2 separate regions of the Mus musculus genome follow, and region 1 is linked to region 2. The links are chromatin loops, found by intact Hi-C in ENCODE. Cell type or tissue: heart. All regions are shown on one strand.

What was found. A loop is a pair of places that touch in the nucleus more often than their neighbours do. Peaks named below come from ENCODE experiments on the same cell type or tissue, not always from the same donor. Only the 100,000 strongest peaks of a DNase experiment are listed, where the experiment ranks them.
Region 1: it touches region 2 in a loop (3-fold over the local background); 2 of 42 quality-filtered maps call a loop at or near these places.

Annotation. Positions count from the first base shown.
Region 1 is chr13:43,987,714-43,995,713 of GRCm38, forward strand. No RefSeq gene overlaps it. Among named protein-coding and RNA genes, the nearest start is that of Gm2233, 43 kb to the left of the region's middle. In heart, no CTCF peak of the experiment used is centred here; DNase peaks (open chromatin) are centred at 3,218 and 4,278; H3K27ac peaks cover 1,589 bases.
Region 2 is chr13:44,057,998-44,065,997 of GRCm38, forward strand. No RefSeq gene overlaps it. Among named protein-coding and RNA genes, the nearest start is that of Gm33489, 17 kb to the left of the region's middle. In heart, a CTCF peak has its summit at 3,401; DNase peaks (open chromatin) are centred at 384, 4,094 and 7,924; H3K4me3 peaks cover 454 bases; H3K27ac peaks cover 6,760 bases.

The sequences.
Region 1 (8,000 bases), 70 kb before region 2:
GAATGCCTTCCCCCCACCAATACACAGAAGAGCTTATAACCTGTTACAGAAAGCACAGGCATTATAAAGAAGCACAGGCACCAAGGGCTGGGACACTGAGGGACGGGAACATTCCCAGCTGCATCTATGTCTGCAAACGGGGCTTCCTTATGGGTTATGAGAAACAATAGGGTGGTGACCTGAGGGGCACCTGAGAGGCACCATTCATTCCTGTAGGTTTTTCTAGCCCGAAAGGCAGGGACCTGTTCAAGTTCAACCTCCTGGAATGGGTAAAGGACCCCACAAGCCGTCAAAAAAAATGTGAAATGACTGTCTGCTAGCCTGCTTCCCTGTTTTCAGCCTTCCCCCAATCCCACTTCCATGGTGTTTCTGTTTGCGGTTGGACAACCCAAGTCTTGATCTCAGGCTCCTGTGTCTATCCAAGGCTTTGTCTGCAGGCAGCAAGGCCTGTGACAACACAGAAGGGTTTGGGTAACCTGGTGGAGATTAGATGTGATTCTTGGGCTGGGATGGACTGCCTCCTACACATCATGCTTGTGTGAGAGCCATGCAGCACAAGGTCCATGCAGTGGGTGTTCCCTGTGGCTGCTGTAAGAAAGGAGTCAGTCCAACACATGGCTCTTGAGGAACAAGATAGGTTCTCTTACAGTTCTGGAGGCTAGGAATCCAGGCTGAAGGTGTCAGGGGCTAGGGTGGAAGGCATATTGACCGTCTCTGATGGCAGGAAGGATCCTCCCTTGTCTCCTTCAGCCTCTGATGGCTCCCCAGGGTTTCCACGGTTGTGGCAGCATCTCTCCAATCTTTGTCTCCATCTTCCCGTTCCTAACTCATCTTTGCCTCTCCCATGAGTCTCACAACACTGTCTTTATCTCATGACACAGAACCAGTGACCACGGCTGCCTTCTCCTTAAGATTCTATAGTTTCCTTGCACCTGCAACAATTCTGTCTCCAAATAAGACCATGTTCTCAGGTGTCAGGGCTGGTGGTCTGGGGAAATAACTCAGTTGGTAGAGGGCTTGCCTGAAGTGCACAAAGCTCTGAGTTGGGTCTTGAATACCACAGAAGACCAGGGGAGATAGCACATACCTTTAATCCCAACTCTAGTGTACTAGCTAGTTTTGTGTCAACTTGACACAGCTGGAGTTATCACTGAGAAAGGAGCTTTAGCTGGGGAAGTGCCTCCATGAAATCCAACTGTGGGGCATTTTCTCAATTCGTGATCAAGGGTGGAGGGCCCCTTGTGGGTGGTACCATCTCTGGTCTGGTAGTCTTGGGTTCTATAAGAAAACAAGCTGAGCAAGCCAGTGGAAGCAAGCCAGTAAGCAGCATTCCCCCATGGCCTCTGCATCAGCTCCTGCTTCCTGACCTGCTTGAGTTCCAGTCCTTACTTCTTTCAGTGATGAACAGCGATGTGGAAATGTAAGTTGAATAAACCCTTTCCTCCCCAGCTGCTTCTTGGTCATAATGTTTGTGCAGGAATAGAAACCGTGACTAAGACACCTAGGGAGTGGAGATAAGAGGACCAGAAGTTCAAGGTTACCCTCTTTCCACTGGCCATCTGGAGAGAGATCCATGCTTCTGGGAGTAGACAGACTAATACATAGGCCGTCGTGACAATTAAATGAGCGTAATTCTTTCCCAGACCAATGCCTGTCATAGGCTTGACCTTATCTAGTGACAAGATATTAGTGCTTGAATATTGTGTTCTTTTTGGAAGAGTGCAAGGACATACAATTCATCCAAAGGAAGAGAAAAACTGGTGTTACAGACTGGCTTCTTTTCCCTCAAATATTTTGAGCTTGGAAATCTTAACCTCAAATATAGCATTCAATGCATCAAGTACTTCAGAATATGACACGCCATGTATATGTGTATGTGTATGTATTCACACACACACACACACACACATACACACATTACCTGAGGATGCGACACACATTACATACAAAACCTTAGAATGTAACATCTAGTAAATACAGTACTTCTGAATATGAATGTATTTGTCAGCTTTAGAACTGTGACCATATGATAAAATACCGGAGATACTAACCTGGGGCTAAGGTTTATTTGGGGCTACGGTTTCAGAGGTTTCAGTCCATGGCTGACTGGCTCCCTTGCCTTTGGGCCTGTCAAGGAAGAAGCAAACATCAAAGGATAGAGCACATGGTGCAGCAAAGTTGCTCACTTCTCGGCAGCCCGGAAGCAGCAGTGATGGGGGGGGTGGAGAGTGGCGGCCATGGTTCTGGGCTTTTCATATGGTCAGTCCATCAGGTCCCCAAGCTGTCTCTTCTTTGTGCCTCTGTTTATATCTATTGAATCGGTAGTGTTCAGTAAATATCGTTCTGCCTTTGTAAAACCCCGCAGAAGAGTCATTTTATTCCATATGACAGTTGGGAGAAACAACACTGAGAGAGGATAAATCATTTGTCCTTGTCACATTTGTCACTGGGCCGTTGGTCAGCCAGGTGGTAAAGGCAGGAGTGGAGAGTCATTCTTCCTGCTTGCTGAGAGTCTTATTTATCCAGTTACTCTTGCTCGAGCCTCTCTCTCCTATCAGCCAAGGGTCAACGCTCATTGCACTGTTTTTACTAACAAGATTTGACAGTGTACACTTAAAATGTGTCCAGTCAGTTAATACTCATTGAATTCCTGCAATATGCTAGACACCCTGCTGGTATGGAGGCACAGAGCCACTCAGAAAGCCAAAGGGCCAGGAAGCCAGGTGATGTTGTTCTATCCCACGGATCACCTCTCTTGGTGGTGCCATCCCATGTAAGGTGTGATCTAAACAGAATAAGGCCAAGGGACTCTAAGCCTTTATATTCCAGTTCCTGTACCCTCAGAGTCACAGGGGAATCCAGGAAAACATTTCACTTGGCTATGGATGAAATAGATTTCCCCAGTGGCCGGGAAGGAGGTCAAGAAACCTGGCTTGCATCGGCAGCTCTGTCACTGAGCAAGCTGTCTGATGCTCTGGGCTTTGATTTACCCATCTGCCTTAAGCAGAGGACCACATCTCTGTGTTACCTTCTCACTTTTAACACTTCATCAATTCAACTCCATTCGACCCCTCAAACGGAATGCACCCCGAGGCCGAGAGCGTGGGGTGTTGGCATGGTTTTTCTCAGGCTGCACCATGGCTCTCCTGTGACAGGGCTGGCTAATCAATTCTCCCAGCTCACGTGCCGCTGACGGATGGGTCATTTGGAGAAGCTGTGCCTTGTTAGTGAGGCTGAGTGCTGCAAGAGACATGGCTGCCTCCCAAATCTGACGTATGCTGAGTTACCAGCTTACACGTTTCCCTGGGAAGGCAAAACACACGTCAAGAAACTGCAAATTGAATTCTCTCCCTCCGTGCAGAGGATCTGCTTGTGTTTTTATAAAGAGTAAAATCAGAAGTAGATGCACCACATTTCCTTTTGCGGAATCTGTATTTTTAGAATGATTACTTGAGCATGAGACACAGATACGGTTTTTAAAACACACGCCAGTTGGTGCCGTGTGTTTAAGAGGCAGGCCAGGTAGGAACGTCTTGTTTTTGTTGCTTTGTTTTCCAAGGAGCGTCTAAATTCCTCTTTGTAATTTGCCGACTGCAAATGGCTGTGCCCGTTTTGTGCCAAGTATATGAATTATACCGTGGCTCATCCTTGAACAGTGTCCTTGCTGTACCTTCTGCTGTACCCACTTTGTGAATGGGCAGCTGGAGTTCAGGTGAATTATGTCATTGATACAGTCATTTGAATAGACATTTGACAGTCATTTGAATTCTAGTTAATTCCACATGTTTATGCTATCTCTACCCCATATAATACCTGGAAGAGGAAACTGGATTGATCATTCAGATAGCATAAAACATGCCAGGAATTAGCAAAAGGGGGCTTCTCTCTTCTTCCCAGAATGCAGGAGAGGGCTCTGAGCAGATCTCTTCACAATGCCATACAAGCCTTAGAAAAAGGTACTCCCTCCCCTGACGCCCTTACCTAGCTGCTGGGCTGCAGACACCGCTGTAAGAAGCAAACTTCACATGGCAGCCTGTCAGCGGCTGTGGGCAAACACTGGAAGACGACTGCATTATTTATGATCATTATTTATTTTCTGGTGTTCAAATATTTACCTTTCTTTCTTTTCTTTTGCAAACAGTTTAGTGGGCAGTGGGGAAACCCTGCCTCCTGCTAAAGAGGTTGAGCTTTGTTTCCGGAGGCCAAGTCCAGTTAAAGACGCTGACCACGCTTCCCAGAGCTGGGCTGGCCAAAAGCCAGCAAAGAGTACTGCCTCATTCTTGTGACTACATTGCTTCAAAGAATGAGTTGGCTTATCCTGAAGGGATTCTCTTCTAATGAATTGGCTGTCAGTCTGGGCTGCGCCCTTGCCTGGCATCTGTCCCACTGGTTACTCAGACCTTGGTTTGTTTGTTTGTTTTGTTTTGTCTTTTGTCTGCTTCTGTCATCATTGATCTATGATGTTTAGACTTAGGTTAATGTGGTAGTTAACGTTCAACTTGGTTAGATTTAGAATCACTTAGGAGCCATAACTCTGCGTAGGCCTTTAGTGTTTCTCCCAAATGGACTAATGTGGGTGGTGGAGTCCCAAGATGATTAAAAAAAAATCAAGTATGGAGATCTCTGTTCATCTCCATCTACTTCCTGACTGTGGATATGGCGTGACCAGCCACTCCACACTTCCACCATCTTGCCTTTGCTTCCATGATATACTGTATCCCTTCAGATCATGAGCCAAGATCTCTTCAGAAATAAGAATACTTCTCCCTTCAAGTGCTGTTTTTCAGGGATTTGATCACAGGAATAAAAAAAAAAAAGTAATTTCAAGTGGGCTGGATTTGTAACTCAGTTTGTTGAATGTTTATCTAGTATCCATGAAGCCTAGTGTTTGAGCCCTGCATAGTGGTGTATGGTGGCGCACGTCTGTAATCCCAGCACTCTGGAGATAGGGGCAGGAGGGTCAGAAGGTCAAGGTCATCCTTGCCTACACAGTAAGTTCAAGGCCAGTCTGGGATATATGAGATCATGTCTTCTTCTTTAAAGAAGGAAGAAACGGAGAGGAAGAGGAAAAGGAGGAAGAGGAAGGAAGAAAAGGAAAAGGAGGAGAAGGAGAGAAAGAGGAGGGAGAGGAGGAAGAGAAAGAGAAAAAGAAGGAGAAGTAGCAGGAAGAGGAAGAGGAGGAAGAGAAGAAGAAGAGGAGAAGGAGGAGAAGAAGGAGGAGGAGGAGAATAGAAGCAGCTAACATGAGGACTAATATATACTATATCTCTTTTCCAAACAAGATGAAAATACTGAGAAATATTAAAGAAAACCATTTCACAAATGAGAAAAAACTTTAAACTTCAAACAACATTCAAATTCTTCATAGAGCACTGGCCACACACCAGCTCACTCCCTAGTAAGAGTATTGTCTGGGGCATGTGCCAGCAGATGCAGAGTAGTGGACTGAAGTTCAAGAGGCTGAATCACCTGTTACAGGTCTCTTGGAATCTAGCTGCACAGTGTAGCTTGCTGACACTCAGGGCAGTGAGCAGAGGAGCCCTGAGAGAGGCTGGAGAGAGAGCCATGGGAGCCAGCCTCTAGTCCTCTTAGTATTCTAGTTGTGCTAATCCATCCTTCTACCTGTAGCTTATTAGTGACTTAGCATCAGAACACACCGTAGTCTTTACCATGAATAATGGTTTCATATGGTTGGTTGGTTGTTTGGAATAGATATGTTTACTTATGGATAGCAAAATGAACGACGTCGGTCAGGTGACTTGGAGACAACTCAAGCTGAAAGAGGAAAGGGGGCGGGCAAGAGAGGAGAAGAGCCATGGAACTTCCTGGGGGGGGGGGGTGTAGAAAATCAGCTCTTCTGTGAGGGCCAAGTTCTGACCACTGTTAAAAGGATCTTGCAAGCAGCTCAGATCCTGCTTGCTGATGTGTTCTTTCGCTTCTTCTTCCTGGTATAGAAGAGGTCTGGCCTCCTCGGGAAGAGGACCAGAGGTATGTGTTAGCTTCCAGCTCCTATGACAGAATAATTGAGGCCATCGACTTATAAAGAGAAAGGCTTGCTTTAACTGACGATTTTAGAACCTCACTTTATTCTGCTCACCAGTCCTGACCCACATACCTCGTTTCTGCTTGGTTCAGGAGTGTTTGCCAGAGGCCCACATATTCAGGACTGGGTCTTTGGTTCTTGGTCTGGGTTGCTATTGGGAGGTGGTGGAAGCTGGAGGGAAGCCCCAGTCAGGTCGGTAGAGCTCTCCTCTGATGAGGATATTGAGGCCCCAGGCATCTTCTCATCTTCCAGGTCATCACTATGGAGCAGCTCTATTCCACCACACTCTTTCTACCATAGTTTGTCTTCTCTTTCTCCCCCCCTCCCCTCCCCCTCCTCCTCTCTGTCCCTCCCCCCCCTCTCCCCCTCTCTCCCCTTCCCTCTCCCCCTCTCTCTCCTTCCCTCTCCCCCTCTCTTGCTCCCTCCCTCTTCCCTCTCCATACCCCTGCCCCGCCCCCAGCTTCCACAGTGCACATCCAGTATAAATACACTAAACCAAAGGATGGCTTGGGTCCCAGACACAACATGAGAGTTTTACAGCAGAGAAACAGCCCCACTATGTGAACCATTGGTTCTAAGTCTTTCTCTGACTCTCTGTCTCTCTACCTTTCTTTTCTCTTTTGTCTTGCCCAGGTCTCCATTGTAGCATGTATCCCTTTTGTTCCACTTTGGGATCTTTCTTGAGTGACCGATTTCCACAGAAGCTGGAAGCCCTCTTGATGAACATGCCCTCCAGGTGCTGTAGGGCACTCCCAACATGCCTGTTAATTAGCCCACAACACCATCTGTCATAGATGATGCTTAATTAGAAAATGAACATTTAAAAAGGAGACATCAGATGTGACGGGAGGTGGGAGGGCAAACTGAGAGATGAGTTCTTTGGATGAATTCAGGAACTGTGGGCCCTCCCCTCAGGAACGGGGACTCAGAGCCTCCAGCAAACACTACTCTAGGTCGCAATGCAATGGACCCAGAGAGAAATCTCTTGTCATTGTAGACAGTACAGTGACTGAGAAACTCTGAGGGTAAGGTGTCCCCAGACATTGAGAAAAACAAATTAAATGGGAGAGAAGTAAGGAGAAACATGGAGATGTTACTCACCTTCCAGATAGGCCTTGATTGAGTTTGTTGAGGCTACTTACTAAAGTGTGGGCAAGGGTTAATAATGCTTTAATAACTAAGGAAGAAATGAAGACACAACCAGGTTCTGTGATCTCCCAACATAGTACTCACGGCCCTTCTCATTGCCTTAAGAAAAACATGCAAAGTATACTTACCAGGAAAAAACAAATAAACTATGTTGAGCTTATTTCATATTTTCAAAATTGAAAACAAAAATAAGCTTAGCTTTGGTTTGACACCATTCTGCCTCCCCACAAACCAAGAGAAAGTCTAGTATGATAGCAAAAGCCTGGTTTACCATCTGTGTTAACTTTCTGTCACTGTGACAATACGCCTGAAATATCAGTGTGTGTGTGTGTGTGTGTGTGTGTGTGTGTGTGTGTGTGTGTGTGACAGTTTCCAAAGTTTCAGACCTTGGCTGATTGACTCGATTGCTTTTGGGCCTGAGCATGGCTTAAACACGTGCTTGAGCGAAGCTCCCCACTACGATAGCAGGGAAGCAAAAGAGACAGAGGGAGCCGGGGTCTTGAGACCCATTTCCCAGTGCACCTGCAGTGGCCTGCCTTCTTTCAGGGAATCCCCACCTTTGAAATATTCCGTCATCTTCCAGTGCTGTATCATCAAGATTTCCTGAGTTGCAACATTCCATCCTGGCGGGAAACTGGTTAAAACTTAGGAAATGAAGCTCTCAAAACTCTCAAAAAAGTCCCCGAAACTGACCAAACGTACAAGGCTCCTCTCTCCCTAAGGTTGTATCAGCAGTAAGGACTGTGGAGGAGACTTAGACCAGCCAAGCAGCCTGGAAGACTCTCTTACCTGTGGTGTTGCCTACAAG
Region 2 (8,000 bases):
TGGTTGTGAACCACCATGTGGTTGCTGGGATTTGAACTCAGGACCTTCAGAAGAGCAGTCAGTGCTCTTACCCACTGAGCCATCTCTCCAGCCCCCTGTACCAGTTTATTTACTCACCCATGAGTTACAAACACACAGTTCAGACTGTGGATCTGCCCCTGCGGTCCGTTTCTGTTCCTGCCTGCATTTCTAGGCTCAACCAGGGCCGTACAATTGACACCTTTCAGATGCCAATGTTCTTAAGCCATCCAACACTTGACTTCTTTGCCTCAAAGCCTGAGAGGTCCAAGCATGGCTATCACACAGACCTAAGACAGAACTCATGAAGGTCAAAGACACAGGCAGGGTTCACTGTTCTGTGGCATGAGGATGGCAGCTTTCAGATTTGGGTCAGAGGGGAATGCAAGGCAGAAGTGACAAGGAGAAGACCATATTCAACTGCCAGGGCCAAGTACTTTCTATTAGGTGGCTTCGAAAAGCAGACATTTGTTATCACACTGTTCTAAATCTGGAGCTCCTAGCACAGGACATTGGGGGAACCCTGCTCCCTTTTAGGCACTAGGAAGAGATCTATTTTAAGCTTCTCTCCTGCCTTCTGGTAGATCCTTTGCTCATGGTAGCCAGACTCTAACCTTTACACAATGTTCTCCTTATGTGTCTACGTTTCTTTTATTATGAGGATGCTCAGGTCTTACAGGGCGGTAAGCCCACTCTGCTCCAGAATAGAATCACCATGATCAATTCTTAGACCTGTAAAACTCTTTCTAAACACTCACTTACTTTTAATTTGAGAATCTGTGTTCCTTTGTGCGTGTGCAGCGCGCATGGGGAAGGCAGAGGGCAACTTGCTGGAGTTAGTTTCCCCCTCCCACCGTGAAGTCCTGGTGATGGGACTTAGGTGGTAAGGCTTAAGCAAGCACACCCTCCCCTGTTGAACGAGCCCACCAGCCTGCACCTCTGATTTCTAAGCATAGTCTTATTCTGAGGCTTTTGGAGTTAGGAGTTAGACATAGGAATCTGTGTGATGAGCCCACCACCTAGATGACCCAAATATGTTCTTTTACCTGTGAAATAATTTCATACAATGCCAACATCCTTGATATCGCAACAGTCTTAACTATTGAGTTAAGTAACATCAAGAGAATTAATGAGGCACTCCTCTGGGAATTTTTTTAAAGATTTATTATATATATATGAGTGAGTACACACTGTAGCTGTATAGATGGTTGTGAGCCTTCATGTGGTTGTTGGGAACTGAATTTTTTAGGACCTCTGCTCGCTCCTGTCAACTGCGCTCTCTCTGGCCCAAAGATTTATTTATTATTATAATTCCTTAAATGTGCCAGGAAAGGGTGTTAGATTTCATTACAGATGGTTGTGAGCCACCATGTGGTTGCTGGGATTTGAACTCAGGACCTTCAGGAGCAGTCAGTGCTCTTACCCTCGAAACCATCTCACCAGCCTGCCCTTGGGAATGTTTCTGAGAGCATTTCCAGAGTGCACTAAGTGAATGAGGAGACTCACCCTGTGTGGGAGCTGCACCTGCTCACGGGCTGGGCTCCAGGACTGAGTACAGGGGAGAGAGCATGCTGGGTGAGAGCATTTATCTCTCTTTGCTTCCTGGCCTCAGACACAGTGTGATCAGCTGTCTTCTACTGTGGCTTCCGTGCTCTTCCTGCAGATATGGACTACAGCCCTTTAAAGACACCCTCGACTTCCTAGTGTCTCCTCTTGTCTGGTATTTGGTCTCGGTGAGAAGAAAAGACTTGCTAATCATCATTCGTTGTCATTGCTCAGCGTTCCAAGCCCACCCACGTTTGGAAGGGTAAACTGCTTCACTCCAATCCTACTGATATTAAATGCTAATCACACTCAAAACAGTATCTGCAGAACAGTATCTACACAGGTCTTAAACAAACAACTGGGCATGGCAGTTTCATCAAGTCAATATGTAAATCTTTTGACAAACATACTTTGTGACAGTTAACAGAAATGTGTCTAAAATAGAGGAAAACCAGGAAGAGACAAGTGGAAGATATAAGGTAAAGGTTTTTTTTTTTTTTTTTTTTGTCTACTTGTCCTTGGCAGTGTACCCGGGTGACTGACTGACTGATGACTGCACAGGGCTTTGGGTCAGAGGAATGGGTGGGACTTTGTATTGTCAGTCAAGGTAGAGCCATGAATTTTTTCTTGGTGTAGGGCATATGTTATGCTGTGGGTTTGGTTTGTTTCCTAAGGGTTCATGCTGGATGCTTGCATGCAACAATATTAAGAGGTGGTGAGACCTTTAAGAGGTGGGGCTTAGTATAAGAAACTTAGGTCGTGGGGCTGGAGAGATGGCTCAGTGGTTAAGAGCACTGACTGTTCTTCCAAAGGTCCTGAGTTCAATTCCCAGCAACAAGATGGTGGCTCACAACCATCTGCAATGTGATCTGACGCCCTCTTCTGTTATGCGCTCATATACATAAGATAAATAAATAAATAAATCTGAAAGAAAGAAAGAAGGAAGGAAGGAAGGAAGGAAAGAAAGAAAGAAAGAAAGAAAGAAAGAAAGAAAGAAAGAAAGAAAGAAAGAAAGAAGGAAAGAAGGAAAGAAGGAAAGAAACTTAGCTCATTGTGGATGGTGCCTTTGGAAGGGGTTAATATAGTGCTTATGGGTCCCTGATTGTTATGAACAGGGTAAGCATGACCCTCTGTCCCATCCTGAGTTGCCCTCATTTCTTATCACAGTATATGGTAACTGTTCTACATATTTCTGCCACCATGGTACCATTTGCCATGTGAGGCTCTCACCAGAGGCAAGAAGAGCCTGGCAACATGTTATTGAATCTCAAGAGCCATGAGCTGAGTAAACCACTTTCCTTTTTATAGCACCCAGCCTTGGGTTTTTTGTTAGACCAGCATCAAACGATCTCTTGCAGAGAAGCTGCCGAGTGAGCTGTAAGATGGCATGTGGAAGCGGTGCCAGGAGGAGCCTGAGAAGTTCGAGAATAAGTCCTCTTCCCGGTTGCCTCTTAGGTGTGTAGGTATTTTGAGCCAGAGGTCAAAGAGAATCAGCAGACACAAGAAAGGCCCTAAGAACAGGATGTGTGTTTTCCTTCGTGAAGGAATTCATTTATAAAGGAAATTTCCATTTGAGAAGTCTCTCCCACACCAGAAAAGGGAGGAATCCACATGACGTACCTTCCTGAACAACTCTCTTCACCTGCTTGTCCCATTCACCTTCCTACAGCTGCCTTGACTCGGTTTAAAACTGTCTATGTTCTTGTCATTGACTTGTGGGGGGAGGGTTACTTATCTCTGGGTATTTCCATGTCTTAGCACAATGCACATGTTAATAAACTTCTGTTTGTTTTTCCGTTATTAACTTGTGGTTTGTATAGGGCACCATCTGGAGATCTGAGGAATAGCAACAATTCTTTCCCTGCAAGACCTGGAAGACGACTTGCAGATCTTGGGTGGGTACACTGATAGAGGAAGCTAGTCAAGGTCTAATGAGCAAGTCTCACTAAACCAATAGTCAGCCTTACCCTTCTCCCCCCTCCCCATGACTTAAAGAGCCACTTTTGCAAGGATGTCTCTTAGGTGCCTATCTTGCTAGAATCTTCAGCACAAAGGATTAAATCAAGATCTCAATAGATTGCACCCAACCTTGGAAAAGTTCATCAGGGCCAACGCAATCCTTCGCTGGGAGAATGCAATGGATCCACTGAGCACAAAAAAAAAAAAAAAAAAAAAAAAAAAAAAAAAAAAAAAAAAAAAAAAAAAATCTTCCAAGTCACTGGTCTTCTGATTCTCACCTTGCAAATCTGAAAAGAGCGAAATTCATAGACCACAGGGGCACGAATTAGAAAAGATCTGGATCACAGATTTATGGTGGCAGCTTGAGGGAGTAGGCAGAGTTCCCAGAGAACAGGAGTGTGTCCCTGTTAGTCTAAGGGTTTGGATGTCAGGAACTACAGTGGGACATGAGGTAGAGGGTGAGCTGGTCACCTCTTCTCAGTTTGCTGTGTCCTCAGGTCCAGGCAGTATTCATTTAGGGGGAGAGAGATGCTGAGATCAACCTCCCGAGGGCATCCCTGGCCACTGAACAGAACTGCTGACAGAACGGGGGATATTTGTGGCTTTTAGCCAAGGACCAAACTATTTACTCTTGGGTCCGCTTCCTTCCTTGAGGCTGCCTGACAAGTTCCTCTCTGTTCTCATCTCAGGCTGCTAGGAGTTTTCTGGTCTCAGCCCGAGATCCCAGTCACAACACAAAGTGGCAACGTGGAGCTGTTCATTTACTTCTGCACTTAATTTATGCTGGAGGGCATGGAGGGAGAAATCAGGAGGCTGAGAGAGAAGGCTGCGTCCATCCGTCCGTCTGCCTTGTTTCCAAACACAAAGCCCCAGCTGCTGGATGAGGGCGAAGGCAACCTCACTGCACACCTTCCTAAGCAGTTCCTTGGAGCCCACTGCTTGTTCCTATTTCTTAGGGTTTGTCTGACTTTCCCCATTCTATTTTAGCTGCACGGGAAGAAAGAAGAGAGAATGGGTAGCCTATTCAGCATCCCACGGTGCAGAAAACATCTGGCACATCTCTTTCCCTTGTCTGGCTAACACACAATCATCACCTCGCTGCTGCTCAGAGTGTCTGCCTGTCCATTCATGGAGACTGAGGACACAAGCCTACAATAGCCTGAGCCTGGAGCCTCCCATTGACAAAGGATGGGACTCCACACTGTAGGGTATCGGTAGTGGTGATTTCCATTTCAAAACTGCACTTGCCAGACTTGATTTAAACAACATGACTGTCCTCAGAGATGACACTTGGCTGGTTGCTCTTCGAAAGGCTTCCACACACTCTCTGCAGGAACCTGTGAGCACCATTGCCCATTGCTTACTACTGTCACTCAGTTAGTCCAGACGACGGCCACACACAACTTTCTGCAGCAACATCCTGCCAAGCTGTGGAGCAAGAGGACAACCCCAGAGATACCTCTAATAACAAGCCAATCAAATCAAAATGTGCCTTTGTCCACTCCACTGTGATTCCAGTCACCCTTTCTTCCCAGATATCTCTTTTTAATCTAATTACATACAATACTTTTCACTTTAGAAAAAAAAACCATGTTAACTTCTGTCGTTAACAATCCTGTTCTCCGTTTACCTGTGAGCAGGCAACCAAGTTTTCTCCTCATGTAAATGCCACAGCGGTTTGCTTTCTGTGTACAAACTAGCATATATGTGTGGGGTTTTTTTCTATCTCCCTCAAGGTCAAAAGATTACTATCTATAGACCTTTCCATTCAAGCTTTTTATCCTCAGCTAAGAATCGTACAACCTGTCTTCTTGCACGCACCCGAGGAAAGCCAGTTCTAATCACCATGGAAGAGGAGCCATCCTGCTTATACTAGGCACTGTGAAAATGCCACTATTCGCAAATGTTTCATCCGCTTGGCAAATATACAATGCAGCACAGAGAGATTCACCGCAGAGGCAAAGGACTCTGGGGGTGGGGGTGGGGCAGAAATGGAATGTGCTGAGCTGCTAGACAGTCCCTGTTCTACCACCGACCTTCGATGTCTGGGTGACTGTAAGGACTGGGATCTGCCTTTGCCTTTGTACAGAAAGGTGTCTCAGACCTGATTCAGACCTTCATTTACCGATGGGATAACTGAGTTGGAGAAGCAGAGAAATGGAGCAACCATGGTAGTGGCCAGGAAGTGGCTATGTGATCATGCTGCCAAGAGCAAAAATCCTAAAGAATGACTTTATAAGCCAGGTACAGTGAGTGATGCACACCTTTAATCCCCGTGCATGGGAGGCAGAGGCAGGTGCATCTCTGAGAGTCTGAGTCCGTCCTGATCAACATAGTAAGTTAAAGGCCTAGTCTCAAAAAAAAAAAAAAAAAAAAAAACCAAAAAACAGAAAACAGAAAACAAAAAACAAACAAACAAAAAACCCAAAAAACAAACAAACAAAACACCCAACAAAACCAAAAGAAGATGCTACATGAGCATCAGACTCCTGAGCCAATATGCTGCTAAGGAATTGGAATTCCTTCAGGAACCTCATGCTGGAAGAGAGAAAGGACAGTGTCCTGGTATTATCCAGAGTGTGAATTAGATCACACTCACTTCTGCTAACTTACAAAAGCATCTTGCAGGATACACTGGAGCTGAGTGGCTGATGGGTGGGGCCACATTGGACTGCTTAGTTATGCATGCCTCTTGCCTTCTATTTCAGCCTAAACCTCCAGTCAGAACTTCCGAATATGGGCTGCAGGCGTGGGGGTGGGGAGGTGTCACTAGACATCTTTATCTGTCCCTTCTTCTCATGTGGTTGTGCTCAATTGATCCCCTTTCTCTGCTTCTCTTTACTTCTTGTCTCTTCAATTGCCCCCCCCCCTCCAGGTTGGGTTGGTGCACCTAGATGTCGGGGTGCATGCTTTGACCCTAAAAGCATTGATAGCAATTGGAACCCAAGTGTGCTGATGCTGATTGAAACAGAATCTGAGTTAGCGTGGGTAATAAGGACCACCAGCCACCGCAGTTCAGCAGCTGAGGTGTAGTTGAATCTTATCATCCGTCATGACTGGTGGCTACTTCCTACCTCTCTCTCTCTGTCTCTCCTGTCTCTCTCTCTTTGTCTCTGTCTCTCTCTGTCTCTCTCTGTCACACACACACACACACACACACACACACACACACACACACATTTCCAAAACCGACATTTGCTTTGAAGGTTGGCCTATACCTAGGCCAAACATAAAGAAGTGTCTAGAAACCAGCACCCCCTTCTCTGCAGCCCCTGTCAAGCTCTTTCTGGGTTCAACCATAGCTCAGGAACAGACATTACCTCATGTCTCAGCACCCCATCTCTGGGCAGGCTCCCCCTTGCCCTCTCTCTATGCTCTTCTCAGGGAGAGAAGAAGGGGTGCCATGTTGGCATGCTGAGAGGAGTGACTTTTTTTTTACTCAAAGGCAGAAAAAAATTACATTTAGTTGAAGGGTAAAGACAAAGTCAAGAAGATGCGTGTGAGCCCATTTCTTGCTTCTTTCTTCAGACGAAGCTTTGCCTTTCTTTTCTAGCTTTGGATGAATGAAGTTGTCACAGTCAGGTCGCTTTCAATAGGGTCTCAGAAAAAACGCCTTTGCCACCCTAACTAACCTCATTTGGCCAGGGCACACATTTAGACGTCTTTCTCCAATTTCTTTATTCTACACATATCTTCCCCTAAATATTCCCATTCTTGCCTCCCGGTGGTATGGACCATTCTTTATAAAGATTATGGCTTCTTAGCCCAGCTCTGTATTTGCCCCCAATCTCTTACTGCCACAGAGCAATGGTACATGTGAAGGGGACAAGAGACAGCTAAGACCTGGTAGACCTGTTATAGGAAGAGAACTTTGGCGGAAACAAATTGCTGTTTAGTTAAATGTAAGTTGCTTCCTAGAGTTCACCTGCTATATATACATGTTTAAAAGAAAATACTCTTTTTTTTCTCTCTTAATGAATTATGCTGCCACCCCTAAAATTGTCTTTGACAGGTGACAGTTGGCCAGTTTCTTTTCCTTCGCTGCCTAGCATCACAGGGTGAAATGTCTTCATCACCTGGAAGCTGTGTGCCAGTGTGGCCAGGTCACAGGCTTCCTTGGTTTTCCACTGTAACTATTGCAACCGTCCCGCATTCTGGTTCCTAAGACCTTCTTCAGGAAACCACACCAGTGACCTTCAGAAGGCCAGAACTCTTCACCCTGAATGTTTGAGCCTTCCCTCTCTCTTAACGCCTGGCTTTCTGCCAGCTGAAAGCAGAAGGCCGTTAGAGATTCTAATCTCCCGGTACAAAGTCTCTTTGGCATCGACAGTCAGATGTCACCTGGGGTCACCGTGGCCTATTTGAGGTGCAGAGTTCTGGGTAGTTTCAGTTGTGCTTGCAGCCGATTCAGAGAGCAAAAGCCGAAGTCTAACAGGAAGGTTGGTTGTCTGAAGTGTGCTAAAAATACTTTGACGTTT